Linked DNA regions of Mus musculus: all the other regions are linked to region 1. A link is a loop called in an ENCODE intact Hi-C map of the cell type or tissue named here. Cell type or tissue: heart. All regions are shown on one strand. Each heading gives the region's core, and the rest is flanking DNA. Links, peaks and the distances in the headings are about the cores only.

Region 1 (6,230 bases), core at 762-5,761:
ACAGAAATAGGATCTTTAAGACACAAGTTGAGGTGACTTACTAGTGTGGGCTCTAACAATGACTGTTGTTCTTTATAAATGGGACCCTGGTCACAGAGACATCTATGCACAGAGGGAAGAGCATGTGAAGACTCACAAGGTGAAGGCTTTGCCAACATGACATTGGAGTGACACACGGAAGGAATTCCAAAGAATGCCAATAGATACCAGGAGACAGGAGCGAGGCATGGGGCAGGCTGTCTATCAGCCCTCCAAGATCAACCTATTATTACCACCAGTTCCTCCAGAACTGTAGGACAATCAGGTGCCACTGTCTGAGCATTTGTTCTGTTAGAGCAGCTGGCAGTAAGCCAATCCAGGTGGCATTCAGTTCACTGTGGAATGAAACTCCACAACCACAGAGAGAGAGAGCACCATTTATTCTTGATGTGGGCAGCTTCAAATGTGCTACGGGGAGAGACTGGTTTTAGATGGTGGCCTAACGGATACTTTTGTGTGTGCCGGGAGAACTGAAAGTCATGAAAGCAGATATCTAGGAAAGGCCCATGTGCTTGAATGAAGCTCCATTGCAGTGAGGGAAAGACCGCTCTCTGCACACACACACATCTGGGGATGCTCTTTAAAACTGGATGCTTACGGCACCCTCTAGGGTTGCCTTGGCAGTGTAGACTGGGAGTCAAAGCGGATTTCTCTCTCACATCTCTACCCGTGGATTCAGTGGAGCTACAGATCCCTTCTTACCTGTTGCTTCATTCAACGATGGCTCAAGGCGTATTGTTTCTAGAAAATGCTCTAAAATCTTTTCAGGTGTTCCTGACATCACAGTATACCTGGACAAGAAGAAAAAAAAAAAAAAAAAAAAAAAAAAAAGACCATTAGTTTCTTACAAAAGCGAGTAATGCATTAGGAGAAACAAATTACCGATGTAGATATTTTTTGAAAAACAAGATCCTGGGCAAACATACGGACTACTTGTGACTAGTAACTTCCCTGTAGTGAGGAAGACCACGTACCTCGCCTAAGCACACAAGAAGGCTGTAGAAAAACAGTCAGTAGATGCAGTTACTAGAAATGTTCTCCGCCCTCCCCCTACCTAGAACTAAAGATGCAGCTGAGAAAGCAGCTCCCATAGCTGCGACTGAGACAAGTCAGGGAGATGAACCTGAGGCAGCACAGGGCAGGGAGGGGAGCGAGGGAGGACAGGACAGTGGACACAGAAATGTCAGTGTCACACTGGATTTTCATGCTGATTTCTGGAACGCTCCTCCTTTCCACCTCCGCACTGCTACGCGCTTTGGAAATCCTCTAATAATAATAAAGCAAAGGAAACCAAAAGGCCCAAGTACCAGTGAGCAAACAAACCCGGGGGGCATCACGGACAGGAATTAGATCAGAAGCAGAAACCTGGATGCAAATTACTCAATATCAATTACGAATTATTTTAGGGGGCTGCGTTAGTCATTATTTTGAGGGATCTATTCGGGGTGCCCTCCAACCCTCCAATCAACAAGAGCAAGTTGATTTTGAGATTGAACGTGAGTTAAAGTCGGAATGCAGACAGTGTAAGCGCTTGCTGTAGATGGGCAGAACACATGAAGATCGTGTAGGTATCCCCAGTAGCACCCAGACCCTGCCTTCCTGCTTGGCGGGATGATGGGAAGGGAATATAACAATGCAAAGAGCATTCTCTCGTGTTCAGGAAGCAGAGACAGGATGGAGCTCGGAGCAAACCCAGCTTCCTTAGCCCCTTCACCTCTGTGCCTTTCTTGCCTGCTCGAGGCTGTGGAGGAGGTGCATAGAGATGGCAAGAGCCCCTCATCAGCATCAGCGGGTCTTACCTCCTGCCTGAGGGATGGACGAGAAGTGATAGCAGACGATCCTGAGGACATGGGGACAGAGCAAGTGTGGCAGCCCTGGAGGTTGAACTCCGGGCCGTATGAGCGCTAGGCAAGTGCTCTCCTACGGAGGCACAGCTCGAATATATGAACAGGACTCTCTACATGAGGAGGAGCGTATGGCCAGATAAATCGGGAAGCGGAGTGGGGAGAGTATTCTACACCTTTCTGGTGTTTACTATGTCCCCAACAATGAGGTGGGTGCGGAATGAGGCTCCTTGTTTACTTGCTCCTGCTAGTTAATACCACCTCTACACTGCAGGTGGAGAAACTGGCAAACACTAGAGAATGCGACTGTGCGGCTGATTTTTGTTTGTTTGATGTTTGTTTTTGTTTGCCTATGCAGCAAGATGCTCTATGTGTAGAAGGGACCAGGTCTGGCTGTCAACAGCCCATTTTGAACAGGAAATTCACTGTGTAATTAAAAGTCTTCCTCTTCAAGGAGGCTTTCGAAAGCAGTTTTTATTTGAATAAGGGTATAAATGCACTCCTTAACTGACCCCTGAATGAGCCTGTTACTTCACGTGTTGTCTGGATAGCGAGATCCACGGGCTACGCGTCGGATTGTCAGAACTTCCATTCTGAAGCACTTTGTTTATTCTCTGGCTCTCCTTGTTTGGACTTCCCTTAGGTAGGGTGTTCCGCCTGATCACGTAGACAAAAGACCCACGGGCAAGCCACACAAGCTGTCACCTCAACAGAGAGCAAGTGTCTTCTTTCAGGCTTTGCCTGGCTGGCCAGTCACACCCCACAAGATCTTTCTTTGGTCCCTGACGCCCTCTAGTGGTTCAGCTCTGTGCTTTCCTTACCCAGCCTATATTTGCCACAGAACTCAGGAGTGGGGGCAGGGGACTGAAGAGGAAAAGAGGGCTTAGAAACCTCTGGATGGCCCCAGTTTTGCCCAAAACACCAGATTCTGGCTTTACATCATACCAGAAACAGGCAGGTGTCTACGACCTGAGCCCTTGCTCTATAGGGGTTAAGAGCGATTGAGACCAGATGGCACAACCTTTGTCAGTTTATGGCAAGCAGAAGCTACTCCCGTTCTGATCAAAAACTCACCCCAGTTGGCTACATTGTATCAGTCAGCAGGTTGTTTTAAACTTGTGAGAGAAAATTTTTTCCCTAATACCAAGTCTGCATTTAGAACAACCAAAGCAAGGGCCAGGGGTGGAGGAACTTTTTTGCTGCTCTTCCTGTGAACAAGCTGGGGACTGTTGAGCAGGAAAACTAGTCTAAAGAAAAGGGCATGGCCCCAACATGAACAGGACAATCGTCTCAAATTACTGAATTCTCACAACCCAGGGACCAAGACATCCCCCAAAGTGGGTATCATGGTAACTGCATCATCCAGACCACTGACTTAATATCAGCATCCATGAAGCATCCACTGTTCAGTGGCTTGGGCAGAGTCAGGCAGTTTTTCAAGCTTCAAGTGTATACATAAACTAACCTAGGTTTCTCGGGATGGGGCGGGGCATAAATCAGAAAAATAACATTATTGCCACCAATGTGATGATGTTCTCTGAGTTTAAAAAGAACAACTTCCACAGAGACAGATACCCTCAACTGTGTGTCTGCAGACACGGTTGTTGATATGTTGTTAAGGTTGATGAGAACATCAGCCATAAAATTTACTCCCAGGCTCTCCTTTTATTTCCAGTCAGTCTGGGGAAGTAACCTCTTAGGAGAGAGAAGCTTTGCGTTCTTTTGGAAGATGACTTTGTGGTGTATTCTTTTGTACCCAGTGCACGATACAAATAGCTTGCTACAAATGTTCACACGTGCATTATCTTTAAATTATGTAAGAAATTTGGACCGGATGGCAGGACACCAGTAGAAAACCGGTACAGTATTAAAATAAAAGTCAGACACACAGTCTCTTCTATCACCTTTGGTTTGAGTTTTCATTCCACTGAATTCATAAAGGGGAAGGCACCTCGAACTGAAGACTTACAGATAGCACCTCATATTTACTGATAGTAACTGTGACATAAATAGTAGCCATTCTGTATTGTGTAAGGAATTCCCACGGGCGTGAGACAGATGGATATGTCCTGATGCAAGCCCCCACTCTGCGTATTTTGTCACCCATGCAGCACACTACTCTCGTTTGATAAGAGAATCTAGGAAGAATGGGGACCAGAGGTGTGGAAGGCGGCCAAGTTGAACTTCCCTTTAAGGTAGTGGTTCTCAACCTATGAGTCATAACCTCTTCAGGGTGGGGGAATGTGGGTTGTCAGCTCCTTCAGAGGGGTCAGATATCAGATATTTACATTCAGATTCATGACAGTAGCAATATTATAGTTATGAAGTAGCAACAAAAATAATTTTACAGTTGGAGGTCACCACAACATGCGGAACTGTACTGAAGGGCTACAGTGTTAGGAAGGTTGAGAGTCATGGGTTTAAGGAGTCCTTGAGCAAGCGAAATGCCTCCATCCCTTAAACAGGGTTGTTGTAAGGATTAGAGACAATCTACAAAGCATACAGTGCTTATTTAATAATATGTTTCTTCCTGTCTTCTTCTCAAATATGTTGACTTACCCAGATGAAAACATCGGAGTCATAGGCTTTTAGTGGAAACAATAGGAACTCATCAGTTTGGGTGAGCGCGCTGATAAAGGGAACCCCACTGTACTTGCCAACAAAGGGAAATGCTCCCTCAACATATTATTTGGTGATGTTTCCTTAGTAAACAAACATTCATCTGCTTTTCTTATACACAGATTGGAAATGAATCCCCACTTAAAAAAACAGCAAGCCCCGATCTCCTAGAGGCTCACTGCTAAGTCTCTTGTCTCACCACACAAATGTTGGTACATTTTGTGCAACAGTCTTAGGAAGGGAGTTACAGCAAACGCTGAAACGGAGCCCGGGTGCTCCGGAAACGACCCCAGTTAAACAAACAGGAAGCTCCAGAAATGTGAAGTGAGACTTCCATTTGACACTGGCAAGAATGGGTGGCCAGGAGTTCAATGCGACGACATGTTTTCTACTCAAAATCAGGGTCTCATCCGTGTCCTCAGTCACTCTGAGAGCAAAGGGAAAACACTTTATCTGAAACTTCCCCAGGGCATTCAAATACCACAGCGTCTCATCACTGGGGCCTGCGCCCTGCACTGCCTGGCATTGTTCTCTTGGGGATCTTCTCTTTGAGGCTGTTAAGGCTGAACAGTATAGAGGGAGAGGCTTTGGAGCAGGACAATACTCTCAGAGTATGTCTCTACCCAGCACCAAGCTCCATGTAGTGCCAGAAATGGATACATTATACGCCACAAGATGTGTGATTAGTCAATAGAGAGAGAGAAAAAAAGTCACCCACACTCCGTCTTCCACAAAAAGGAGAACATGCTATTGTAGAAACGATGCCATGTGAAAAGGTTAATCATAGTCTGGCAATTACAGTGTTGGATGCAAACATACTTTTGCTGAGGCTGTGAGTTTCCTTGATTAGCAGCTCTGTTCCCTGCTGGGACCTTCTCCAGTACCAAGACATCTTGGTCATGTTCTTTAAGTCTGACTGTATTCGCCTCAACGTCCTGCAAACACAAATTATACCACATACAGATGCTGCCGTTCACTCAGACAATGACAGAAATTTCCAAGGCTTCAGAAACTCATTTGGTGCTTGTGATGTTAATTGTCGCGTCTACAAATTAAGCCATTTTCAAAGTCAAGGGCTGGAACGGTCAGAGGGAGGACCAGATGAGGTTTGAAGCATGTGCTTTTAAAAACTGCTTTTACCATAGTCTCAGGAAAAACTCCAGAGGAGTTCTGGTGTGCTGTTGATGCTCTGTGAAATCTCTGGGGGAAGGGCATGGAGTAGAGAATTGGGGTGGGGGTGGGGCAGAGGCATTTATTCTTTCTAAAAATATGTGACAAACAGTACTCTGCTTCAGCAGAGTCCTTTTCTCTTATATGATCCGTAGGAGTGGCAACTCTGTCTAATTAAGCAACTGTTTTGTTCCGACTTGGACATGTGCGGGTCTATGCACATCCTTGTTTCTTTGTGTGCAGTCCTCTTGTGCAAGCATGCATGCAGAAGCCAGGAGCCTAGGCCTCACCCAATCTCCACCTTAGGTATTTTTAGAGTCTCTCAGTGAACCTGGAGCTCTCTGATTTGACTAGAATGGCTGGCCAGTGAGCCCCATGGGTCTACCTGACTCTGATGTCCCAGCACCAGGGTTACAGAGGCACCCCATGTGCTTGTTTTTGTTTTTTTTTTGTTTTTGTTTTTTTTGGGTTTTTGTTTTGTTTTGTTTTGTTTTTTTTAGGTGAGTTCCAAGAATCTGAACTCAAGTTCTCATGTTTTCATGGCAAACACTTCAGTGA
Region 2 (6,230 bases), core at 878-5,877, 110 kb after region 1:
TTGGCTCACTGTCTCTTCCTACTGCCTGATCCAGATGTAGAACTCTCAGCTCCTTCTCTAGTATCATGTCTACCTGTGTGCCACCATGCTTCCCTCCATGACAATAATAGACTAAACCTCTGAACTGTCAGCTAGCCCCAATTATATGCTTTCCTTTATAAGAGTTGCCATGGGCATGATGTCTCTTCAAAACAATAAAATTCTAACTAAGACACTCAACCAACAGACACCTTCTCAGTTATCAATTCATTTACTCAGGAAATGCTGACAATTGGAGTCTTTTAATTAATTATTCCCAATTTCAAAGCAAATGTAGCACACTCAGATGATAGGCAACCTATCTAGAAAAGCAAAGGGTGTTTCGTGGGCTCTTAAACTCACAGTCAGGAGTCTCTTCTCTTGGATGATTCTTCTGACCACCAGTAACACCAACTCTTTTCCTTTCCCCAGCTAGCGTAGTTTAAAGTATTTGAAAGTTTGTATCTCACTGCTCCTGTGGGATCACTCAAGTTACCTTAAGACACTCAAAGACCCAAAGCACACATAGCTGTCTTTTCAGGTACTCTGCAGAATCTTTTAACAATCTCGAGGACAGAAAATCAAATTGTATTTTTATTTTTAAGACAGAAAAGACGTTAATATTCTAAAGCTTTTGTTCCATGGGACAAATGCCATGAAGCTTATACTGTGAAAAAAAAAAGGAAGGCACAAGATCAAGCTCGATTCTTGACTGCACTGGTGTAGGTTTGGAGGGAATGGCAGGGTAGAGATCTAGGCTATGCTTCCCTATGTAAGTCCAGGGTTACCAAGCACTGGAACCAGTACCACACGACCATTAACAGAAGCCACACCAATGGATGGAGTCCCTCTCTACCACTAGCCAAAATCAGAAAAGAATAGTGCCCTAAATATCATCCATGCTATTTTTATTATTTATGGGGAGTGTATGTGGGGGATGTATGCATGCATTTGGGAGAGGGGTACACGTGCACCCATGTGGAAGCCAGAGCAGAGATTCTATGTTCATCCCCTATCACTATCGTATTACTTTGAGGCACGATCTCCCCCTGAGTCTGAAGCCTCCCCTCCCCCCAGCTAGGCTGGAAGTCTGTAACCTCCTGTCTCTACACCCCGCGGTGTTGGAGGTCACCACGGTCATACATGATTTGTCAAGTAGACATTGAAATCCAAACTCTGGCCCTCATGCTTGCCTAGCAAGGCCTTTTAATTCTCAAGCCATCTGTTCACCACCTTATCCGTGTTTCAACCACGTGTAAAGAAAGGAAGGGAGAACACAAGGAGGCTACAAGAAAACTGCATCTCAAGACATGACCTACAATGTCAGATGCTGTAGGAAGAACAGATTCTCCTCTACATTCAGGACAAGGAGGCAGCAGATGGCTTCAGCTAGTGGCGAGTCTATAAAGTGTCTTGGGTAGAAATTAAATCATGACTGAAGAGTGTCAGGGAAGGGACAGAATGGATACAACAAATGCTGTTACTTCCTTTACCAAGTTTGACTCTAACAAGGAAGCAAGGTCAAAGAATATAAAAGTGTATGGTGGGGGGAATGAAGGGGTTGTTTGGTTTAATTTTGTTTTTTTTTTTTTGGTGTGCAACATTTTTTATTTGGTTAATTTATTTATTTTGTTTTAATTTTTTTGTTCTTAATTTTTGGAGACAGAGAAATGGCATGAACTTGGCTGTGTAGAGAGGAAATGGACCTGGAAGGAGTTGGAAACAGGAAAAAATATACAGTCTAAGTATTTTGATAATATTTTAAAGTAAAGCAGAAGAATATTTAAAAGTAAATTAACAAAAAATGTTTTAAGTGATTGTTTTCTACACAAACTTATTTTTTTTTTTTTTTTTTTTTTTTTTTTTTTTTTTTTTTTTAGATCTCCCATGCTCATGGATTGGCAGGATCAACATTGTAAAAATGGCTATCTTGCCAAAAGCAATCTACAGATTCAATGCAATCCCCATCAAAATTCCAACTCAATTCTTCAACGAATTGGAAGGAGCAATTTGCAAATTTGTCTGGAATAACAAAAAACCTAGGATAGCAAAAAGTCTTCTCAAGGATAAAAGAACTTCTGGCGGAATCACCATGCCAGACCTAAAGCTTTACTACAGAGCAATTGTGATAAAAACTGCATGGTACTGGTATAGAGACAGACAAGTAGACCAATGGAATAGAATTGAAGATCCAGAAATGAACCCACACACCTATGGTCACTTGATCTTCGACAAGGGAGCTAAAACCATCCAGTGGAAGAAAGACAGCATTTTCAACAATTGGTGCTGGCACAACTGGTTGTTATCGTGTAGAAGAATGCGAATCGATCCATACTTATCTCCTTGTACTAAGGTTTAATTTTGAAGATTGGGAGTGGTTGCCCTGCCGCCGTCCCCCATCCCATGTACACTGAAGATGAAAAGGCAAAAGTTGGGCTGGAGAGTGCTCTTCCGAAGGTCCTGAGTTCAAATCCCAGCAACCATATGGTGGTTCACAACCATCCATAATGAGATCTGACTCCCTCTTCTGGAGTGTCTGAAGGCAGCTACAGTGTACTTACAAACAATAAATAAATAAATCTTAAATAAGTAAATAAATAAATAAAATAATAATTAATAAAAGAAAAGAAAAGGCAAAAGTTGCAGGAAATGGAAGAAATCAAGTGGCAAACAAAAGCACCAACAAGAACTCAGAACCAAAAAATGAAATAAAAGTACAGGGACATGACTAATCCAAAAGTAGGGAGAAGACTTGTATTATAGCTATAAGGGAGAAAGAAATCAGAGGGAAGAGGAGTGGTGGCCAGGGCTAAGAGGCCAAGAGACCAGTGTAGCCAAAATGGAACTTTGCAGAGAAGAGGCCATCTACTGAATATGAGGGGAGGTGTGTTTTGCCCAGAATTTGAGGCCTCATACAAAGGTCTGCACATAGGTGTTGAGAACAGGAGGTAATTGATAGTCTGGCTAATGAGTGGTTGAGATGATAAGCAATTGTGTCCAAACTGAACAGAGAAGGAAGTCAAGACCAGGGGAACCTGGCAGAGGTACCACCACAAAGGGTCCCTGAGGGATTCCTCAGGGTACTTAGCCATGCAGGCAGCTTCACACTCAAGAGACAACTTTGTTGTCTTTGAGTCTTAGGCACCCCCTGGTGGCGGCTCTGAGAACTAGTTGGTCCAATCCTCTCTCCAGACACACACTCTGTGTTCACTGTCCGTTATTAATTTCTCTTTAGATCATCCATCTCCTTCTCATTCGGTCTTTTAACTTGAGGTCTCTCCTCTCTTTTTTTGTTGCCCAGCTACCCCAGCTCTCTCTCTGTCTCTCTCTCTATCTCTCTCTCTCTCCCTCTCTCTCTCTCTCGCGCGCGCAATCCTTTACAAAACCAGTCTCAACCGTAATAAGCATGGAGAGTCATAGAACACACAGCTTGCAGGGAAGAAGGGCAAGGAAGCATCTCAGAGTTACAGGAAAGAGGCCCGCATTGTGAATGACTTACAAACTAATTTTGCAATTGTAACAAAACTAACATTTTAATTTCTAACCTTAGAAGCATTTTGCTATTAATTTTTTTTATTGCAAAGTATGTGATTTCTGCCTCCACATAGATTGAGTAGCCTTTTGAAGAAGTGGACTAGAGGTGTTTATGATATTGTCCAAGAGGACTTTTGGGCTACAACCTGTTTGCCTGCTAAGGGTATGGGACAATCCTGATGCTTGTCTAGAGTTCCTTAAAGGTCACAATAAGCATCCGAGGAATAATTCTTCATAGGTCAGAAAGAATGGCAAATGTCTCACAAGGTCAACCGCCATCTTTTGGCTCCCACTTCCTCTTGCAAACCAGGCTATTTTGGGATTTTTTTTCCCATTCCCCGTGCTCTAGTCCTTCCCAACCCTGACATTATTTGTATCGCTTCAGTGGCATTTTTTTTTTTAACTCAGGAAAACTTAAAAGTTCCAAGACTTCAGAACAGCCTTATTATTTGATATTGTGCATCTTGTCTGGGAAAAACTCCAAACACCGATTTGCCATTTTAAGCCATCCCTTTGCAATTCCCACTATCGTCAGCAACAGCCCTATATTATTGGCTTATTATTGATTCTCCCCCCACCTCCTTTCCCTTTACATAAGTCAACTAGAACATTCTAATCTCTTCTCTCATTAAGTTTTCTTGGTCCTCCCATTTGCTGAAGCCCAGTATTGTTTTAGCTTTTTGATTTTCAGAGAAAACACTTGCCTGCATAAATCACACTTGGCTCATTATCAAACCCAACATCTTGTCACTCCAAATTGTGACTCTTCACACTCTTGCTTCTTCACCCTTAAGTCACCCCATGGCCACACCGAGATCTCCTTGGTCCCTCCCTCTCAGCCCCCTCGCCATTTCCCCACAGCTTCTGTCCCAAGGCCCTGCTGCAGATCCAGTCAGCTCTCCCAGCACACTTGCTCTCCTGCCAGCCAAGCTCCTTGCTACCCTCCGTCTCCATGGTGAATCACACGCTCTTGTCTTGGGAGGGCAGGACACACCTCCCAGGCGAGGGTACCCAAGCACTGCTTCCTTAACTCCCCCAACAGTGAAAGATGAGCCTCAGTGTCTTCACTTCACAAACGAAGAAACTGGATTTCCTAGAGGTTCAGGCTCCTAGCTCTGGAATCCAGGGACAGAAAGTGACCTGCACTGTAATGGGTAAATGAAGTCCTCAAATGGCAAAGACTCCTTGTTCAATCTGTTTAGCATCAAGGAGCAACCTCAAGCCCAATGGTTTTTGAGAGGTGAGACTTGTAAGAGAGACGAATAAATGCAAGCATCTTCCTTCGCAGTTTCTAATCTAGTTACGGCGTTATAGGGAACATGGCAGATACACGGTGGCAAATAAAGCCTTGATGTATTGGAGAGGAGGGCTTGGAAGGAAAGCAAGCCCGGCTGCTCTCTCACCCTGGCTAGCATTGCTTGGTCATAGGATGCTTCTTAATATAAAACTCCCTCTTGTCTGACACTTCCTTCTGGCCCATTCCGCCCCCCCCCCCAAATCAGAACAATACACTGTTAGGGGGAAAGGCGTTGCAATTCCTGGGCTCCTTTCCAATTCTACAGCACTATTTACTTTTCCTAACGACAGGATAATTATTGCTGGATATTACTCTGGGATTTTTCCATATGTCCTTTAGTTTGGTATGCAACAATCCAAAGCTGCCTTTGAGTGTTTCCTGTTCACCTCACTCTACCACTTTGCCTTTGGTTTCCACTTTTATGATGACCCAAAACTTCACTTGCCTAATCAATACTTCACTGGGCCATGGCTGCTGGTGACTTCTCCGCTTTGACAAAGACTCCTTGGAAACAGCCTTTGTCACTTGCAGCCGGCACATTTTAAGCAAGTTCTTGCTATGTTCATCACTTTGGCAAGCAAGGACAAGTTCAAGGAAATTAGAGGCCAAACTTGACAGAGCATTGGGTACAGCTGCTGGCCCAGCTGTGCGGTGATTCTCAACGGGTCCATTACCTCTCGAACACAGCGACTCAGCACAGCTTCCCAAGTCCAGCACTCCTGTCCGCCTAATATATTTGGTAACAGCCATTATTTCAGAAATGAATGCATCCGTGTATTTATAGCAAATCACATGCCTCCTCTATCAACAATTAAAGAGATTAGGATTCTGCAGCTATGTTTCTCTAATTAGGACAAGATGGAAGATGTCGTCCATAGAATGCTGCAGTTTGGCCAAGGTTTCTTTCCTAACAAGAGTGCCATGCTTCATTTCAGCAGTCGGACATCCGGCTTCCTAGAGCCTCCTTCTTCCCTCGCTTGTGCGCGGGACTCTCTTCTCCCTCTGTCCCATGAAATTTTCAGGCAGGGGATCCCATTTCTGATTGGCCCTTCAAATTTCCCCTACTCCCTTCCAGCCAGCCACACGATGGGTTCAATGGGCTGTTTTAAGGCTTGTTTTGAAATGTCTTGTACACGGCATCACGGGGCCACTAATTTCAGTCGGTGACATTAGTTCCCCAGAGCCTTGGTGTATGTTACGTGCTCGCACTTAAACGGTCCTCCCCTCTGAACAAAAGCTTGATCTCAGTGTCTGGGCCATAAATTCCATCTCGCCTCTCTCCTGCTCTTGCATTATTTAAGCAATCTTCTCTGCGAGCTGGCTTGAGAATTTCCCTCACAGCAAGGATCTGCAGGCGCTGGAAGCTCTGCTCTAACGGGAA
Region 3 (6,230 bases), core at 878-5,877, 98 kb after region 1:
TGTCACAAAGATTGTGCATCTTATTCATCTGAGAGCTTTGAAGGACCCTCATCAAGTCACTGTTATTTATGCACAACTATAACATTCTTGGTTGTCTAATTCCCAAGGGCACAGCTTATTAGAAGAGAAAATTATAATGATGAAAGAATGTACTACACACAGGCCACTGAGAGTAATAAGAATTGACAGCTGGCCATTAAGGAAGCGAAGACAAAGGAGCCAAGGAATCAGACTGGCTGCGAAGCGTGGCCCTGGCCCACACCTCTGTGGGCACGGCAGTATTTTTGTGCCTTACACGGCACGGTAACTGCTGCTTATGATAATGTTCCTGAGCTGAAAGGTAAGGTGCTCATTAGACTGTTTCGGGAAATGTCTCCATTCTTAGAAGATGCCTCTCCAAAGTTAGTTAAATAATAATCACTTGGCATTTAAAGAGGTGTTTAGCAACCCTGGCCAGAGAATGACTCATGCCATATACATTCTGGAGAAAAGCCAGCACAATTAACAGTGAATGTCCCCATCCCTGGGCTGTGGCCACGGGGAAAGCTCTTCATCCTTATCTCACTGAACCCCAGGAAGCATCCCAGGAGGCAGGGGAGCAGTGCCATGTCTGTAAGTCACAGGAGGCCGAGGAGCTAGCAGAGTCGCTGTCCGTTAAGTGTAAATGCCAAACAAAACTGGCCACCGTGTTCAGCCTGAACTGCACCAGGTTTTAACTGCTATGTTTCTAGCCTTTTCTCTCACATCCAACCACTGCAAACACTCGTTTCGCTTATTTAAAAGTTAGTTGAAGGCTATACCGATGGCTCGGTGGGCAAACCATTTGCCTTGCAAGCAGGAGGGCCTGAGTTTGATCCCCCGAACCCATATTCTCCATTGCTGGGGAAGAGTCAGGGTTTCTGGAGTTCACTGGCCAAATAGTCTCACCTAATTGGTGAGCTGCAAGCCATTGAGGGGGCTTGTCTCAAAGGATAACACCTGAAATTGTCTTCTGGCCTACACACACACACACACACACACACACACACACACACACACACACACACACATACACACACACACACACACACACACACACATACACACACACACACACACACACACATACACACACACACACACACACACACACACACAGACACCTACATATACATTGTGGTTATAGAGATGGCTCAGCAGTTAAGAGCACTGGATACACTTCCAGAGGACCCACGTTCAATTCTCAGTATTCACATGGTGGCTCATAAATGTCTGTAATTCCAGTTGCAGAGGATCCAGAACCCCCATTTGGTCTCTGCAGGTACCAGGCATACATGTGGTATATAGACACACGGGTGAGCAAAATACCCATACATGTAAAATGATAAAAATGTTTAAAAGAGTTGCTTGGAAGTCAAACTTTTTATTATTCATCTAACAGTCACTTGCTGAGCATCTTGTGGGGGGTCAGGTCCTGGACTGGGTACCATAGTATGGATACATAGATATGGAGATGAACAAAACAGAACTCTTGCCCAGAAGCAGGTAGCAGAGCAGAGTGAGAGACTGACACAGGGGCTGTCAATTATTATGTAGTGTTCAGGTAAGAACATAACTGCTGTCCAGGGAATGGCCATGTCAGGTCTGATCATTGCTGGCCTAAGACTGAAGCTAACAAGACTCTGAAAACTTGGTTTCACTGAGCACTGAGCTTGAAGGCCAAGAACGGAGTGTGCACAGTAGGGACTAGACCAGCATCTTATGCCTAATCATCTCTAATGATAACCAGGCCAGCCAACAAAGTGGGCACAGTACTCTCCCACTGCAACCTACACATAAGAGGTGGGCCCAGCCAGCTTCCTATGTGTATCTCCTCTACAGGCAATACAGGGATGTTTTCTGGAGAACTATGATGGGGGTACGGGGGGCTCTCTCATGCCTAATTATGTAAACAGACCAACCACTACCAAAATAAAAAGAGAAAACTTCCATTACGCCCACCTGTGGTTTCCTGAATGGAGTCTTTGGGAAGTAATTCTGGGTGCTTTTCCCAGAAAACCAAGTTGCAACTTTGCTATTTTTATATAAAGTTTAATGGACTTCATAAACAATCCATAAATTCATTCTTTTTATAAAAAAGTCAAAGGTCAGAAATATGCAGAATTTAAAAACACAGGGTCTCACTTCACCCCCTACGCCCTTCCCTCCTATTCCCAGGACAGACAGCTTAGAATATTTCACAACTCGGTTTGTTTATCCTCACGTCTACCTACATTCTCACACATCCATGGCTTTGGGCTCACTTTGCAGTGAATGAAATTATGCCATTAAGTCATATAATTTCCTGGTTGTGAATGAACTGTCTCAGAGATGGGCACATATTTATATATCTCTCACAGGGAGTTAAATAGCTTTATAGTTTTTCAGTTTGGGCAAAAATTATGATTTACACTGGTTGATGTTCATGGTTGTTCAATTGTTTGCTATTATAAATAACAAAGCAAAGGAGATGCTTTTTGTATTTTATGTGTATGGGTGTTTTGCCTGCTTTGCTACATCAGGTGCATGTGGTGCCCATGGAGGCCAGAAGAGGGCATTGGATTCTCCAGAACTGGAGTTGTGAGTGACTGTGTTGGTGCTAGGAACTGAGCCCAGGTCTTCTGGTAGAGCACATGGTACCCTTAAGCACTAAGCTACCTCTCCATCCCTGCAAAGAAAATTCTTGCTGGGCGTGGTGGCGCACACCTTTAATCCCAGCATTAGGGAGGCAGAGGCAGGTAGATTTCTGAGTTCGAAGCCAGCCTGGTCTACAAAGTGAGTTCCAGGACAGCCAGGGCTATACAGAGAAACCCTGTCTTGGAAAAAAAAAAAGAAGATTCTTATGTGCACATCTTTTTGATATGTGCAAGACTTAGAAATGGTTATGTAAATGGTGTATGCAAACAAGCTATAAAATCTGATTAACATTAGCACCCATACCTACAAATGCTAGGAATTCCAGCTTCCCTGGCATTGGGTATTTATCAGCGGTTTTCTCCAACATCTGTCTGAGGAGTGAAAAGCATATTTAGTTGTTTTTATGATGCCTAGTATTGATATTTATTTATTTTTGTTTCATTTTGAATTGTCATACACACACACACATACACACACACACACACAGTTTGCCCATTTCTATTGCTAATGGCCTTTCTTTTTTGGTTGATAAAATTAGATCGTCTCCCCATCCCCTTCACAGGGAACAGCCAAGATTTCTCACCCAGGCAATGCTTCTAAGTCGGTCCAGTCACCTAGATGTGCCTGCTGTTGTTCTCCAGCAGGCAACCAAGCCGAGTATATCCCAATGGCCTTGATGAGGCCTCTCTCTCTTTCCGGAGTCTTCTACCCAGAACTGCTAACCAACCCAGATGTCACCCTCGGGAATAATCACTCTGCCATCTGGAAAGGTGCCAATAAGCTCAGCAGCAACTTTTGTCTTTTCTAGAGATAAGTATGCCGGATGTGGGCCTCTTCCAACGATGCACATAGACTCCTCTGGAAACCTGGGGTGGATGCTCAAGTGTCTCGAGCTAAGATAGGAGATGCAGACACCAATGGGCTGCTCAACAACAACTTATCACCGTTTTGGGGGTAGGTGGGTGTCTTAGTCAGGGTTTCTATTCCTGCACAAAACATCATGACCAAGAAACAAGTTGGGGAGGAAAGGGTTTATTCAACTTACATTTCTACATTGCTGTTCATCACCTAAAAAAGTCAGGACTAGAACTCAAGCAGGTCAGGAAGCAGGAGCTGATGCAGAGGTCATGGAGGGATGTTACTTTCTGGCTTGCTTTCCCTGGCTTGCTCAGCTTGCTTTCTTATAGAAACCCAGGACTACCAGCCCAGGGATGGCACCACCCACAAGGGGCCTTTTCCCCTTGATCACTAATTGAGAAAATGCCCCACAGTTGGATCTCATGGAGGCATTTCCTCAACTGAAACTCCTTTCTCTGTGATAACTCCAGCTGTGTCAAGCTGACACAAAACCAGCCAGTACAGTGGGGGATACAGGAAAAACATGTCTGGAAGGAGAAGCTTGGATAGAAAAGGCCTAAGGGAAAATGATGGAGAGTTAACCACAGCATCACTTTGCCCATCTCTAGTCCTGTGTGAAAAACTACCCTTGAGCTTCATTTAATGCATGCAGCAGGTAGGTACAGTCAACCCACATGAAGTGCAGACTCTAAGGAAAGGACACTAACTTCAGTAATTTGTTCCAACAAATGGAAAGCTGACTCCTACAGCAAATTAGCAATGCTGGCTGAGTCACAAGAGGGTCACAGACTAAGTTTCATAGCAACTATTTGCCTCTATTCTTAGCAATCGTCTTAGAGAGAGAGAACACAACAGATTCGGGATCTATTCATATGGCAGACTGTTAGCATGTTCAGAATTACACAGCACCATCTTTCTCATCCATAGGGTAGTCACACCCTGTCCCCTTCCATCACAGAGAAGACAGAAGGTCTCCTGTGTGTAATGCTTTCCAGGGCTTTAGGAGCAGCAATGGAGAAAGGGCTTCAAATCTGCACATGGTTATGTTTTTCAGGTTATATAAGCTGCCAGGAAGAATGGAGACATCTTGAATTTGAAAGTTGGGCCTAAGGGTGTGAGGGGCTCCGGTTCCAGCAGGTGCCAGAGTCCATTGAAGGGGGAAGAACAAGGCTTGGGTGCAGCATGGAGCAATGCTGCATCAAGGTCTTGAACTAAACTCCAAACTTTTTTAAAGCACGGTGGCAACAAGGGAGTCTTGTATAAAGTGTCAGTTTTCTCTGAATGATTGTATGTCAGTGTAGAACAGGAAGAGGGGGGCAGCTGAAAGGCCAAAGGGAAACAGATTCGCATCACTTGTATTATCTATAAAATGCAGAGACTCAAGACCACCCTGAGGCCGTGCCAATGGGTGACAGGTGAGATGTTTTGGATCTCAAAGCATCCGTGGAAAGATCATCTTACATTTTAACCAGAGTCTTAGATGCATGGGTATACAGGGTAGCCATAACTCCTCTACTGAGGTTTAGATAGGAAACATGGAAATGTTTCCAGACAAGTTGAAAACAGGGAGCTGGGTCAGATAAAAATGTCCTTGTTGTTACAGTTGCTCCAGGGATGTTTCTCAAGAAGTAGTTTGTGATTCTCAAGACACAGCCTGGCATTTGGGGTGGGGGTAGGGTGTGTTTTGGAGTTGTTGTTTTGGTTTGGTCTTGGTTGTCGTTTGGTGCTAGGGGTAAAACACAGGGCTTCGCCCATAAGCACTTACTCTACTGCTTGGCAATGCCACCATGCCTTCCTTGGTTTCTATATGCACTTGCCTTGGATGGTCATTTGCCTCTTGAGCAAGGCTGTCATCTCAAAATACTACTTTAACTCCCTCTTGGAATTGCCTTTGACTGGAAGCAGAGTAGACACATTTGTCAAAATGTAGAGATGCCTTTTAGTGAGGTCTAGGGAATGGAGGTCTTATTTCCAGTCACAGCTGAAAACCTCTGATAAAGTGGGTCAGAGGTGAGCACAGATAGTCCAGACTTCGTGCCTTGACATCCATTATTCTCCTTCTGACACTGGTCCCAGCAAGGCTATTCTTAGAGTTCTCAAAATGAAATTTCCCATGACTGCCACATTTCACTTCAGTCAGCGACCTCACCAGCAGATAGCACGGCACTGCCAAGAGCCACTGTACCCCAGAAATCAGCCTTACAAGTGTAAGGCAAGCTATTCCACACGCTCTCCTTTGAAGGGCACTGAGTCCATTTTGATTCATCTGAGCAAGAAAGCTTCCTGCCTCTAGTTCGTGCAGGGTGAGCAGAGTTCCAGGCAGGGCCAGCAACTCTGTTAAGGACAGAGTCCCAGAGGAAGAAGGAATGTCTCCCGTTTCCCTAGAAAAATATCTCTGCATTTGAAGCCGTGGGCACTGGAAATGCTACACTGAAGCAGGTTATCTAAGTAACCTGTGATGCTGACTCTTTTGTCAGTTCTAGAAGTACACCAAACTGTAGAACCGTATTCAAGGTACAAGAACTCTTTTCAACACATTTCAAAAGTTTCAATCAAAGCCGCAGTCTCCTGGGTGCTCATGCTGCAAAGCACAACACACAGTCTGTCCTCAGCTGGCTGGCTCTGCAAAGACTTGCTTCTGAGCTTACATCTCAAGCCACAGGCAGGAGAGGTTATAAAGTTGCATCAGGGATAGGAAACGGACATGAAGATACGCA

The links. Hi-C counts contacts between places; a loop is a spot of excess contacts. Peaks named below come from ENCODE experiments on the same cell type or tissue, not always from the same donor. Only the 100,000 strongest peaks of a DNase experiment are listed, where the experiment ranks them.
Region 2: it touches region 1 in a loop (2.6-fold over the local background); 8 of 42 quality-filtered maps call a loop at or near these places.
Region 3: it touches region 1 in a loop (2.2-fold over the local background); 8 of 42 quality-filtered maps call a loop at or near these places.

What each region holds. Positions count from the first base shown.
Region 1 is chr2:72,200,255-72,206,484 of GRCm38, reverse strand. It overlaps Rapgef4 (Rap guanine nucleotide exchange factor (GEF) 4), which reads right to left. Exons shown (of 31, transcript NM_001204165.1): 15 at 5,322-5,437; 16 at 742-830. Among named protein-coding and RNA genes, the nearest start is that of Map3k20, 82 kb to the left of the region's middle. In heart, for the core only: a CTCF peak has its summit at 2,690 (motif pointing left); a DNase peak (open chromatin) is centred at 2,674; H3K4me3 peaks cover 532 bases; H3K27ac peaks cover 2,372 bases.
Region 2 is chr2:72,093,465-72,099,694 of GRCm38, reverse strand. All of the region lies in intron 4 of Rapgef4 (Rap guanine nucleotide exchange factor (GEF) 4), which reads right to left. Among named protein-coding and RNA genes, the nearest start is that of Gm29940, 42 kb to the right of the region's middle. In heart, for the core only: a CTCF peak has its summit at 3,178 (motif pointing left); a DNase peak (open chromatin) is centred at 3,164.
Region 3 is chr2:72,102,005-72,108,234 of GRCm38, reverse strand. The region is part of intron 4 of Rapgef4 (Rap guanine nucleotide exchange factor (GEF) 4); the gene reads right to left. Among named protein-coding and RNA genes, the nearest start is that of Gm29940, 50 kb to the right of the region's middle. In heart, for the core only: no CTCF peak of the experiment used is centred there; a DNase peak (open chromatin) is centred at 3,474; H3K27ac peaks cover 1,198 bases.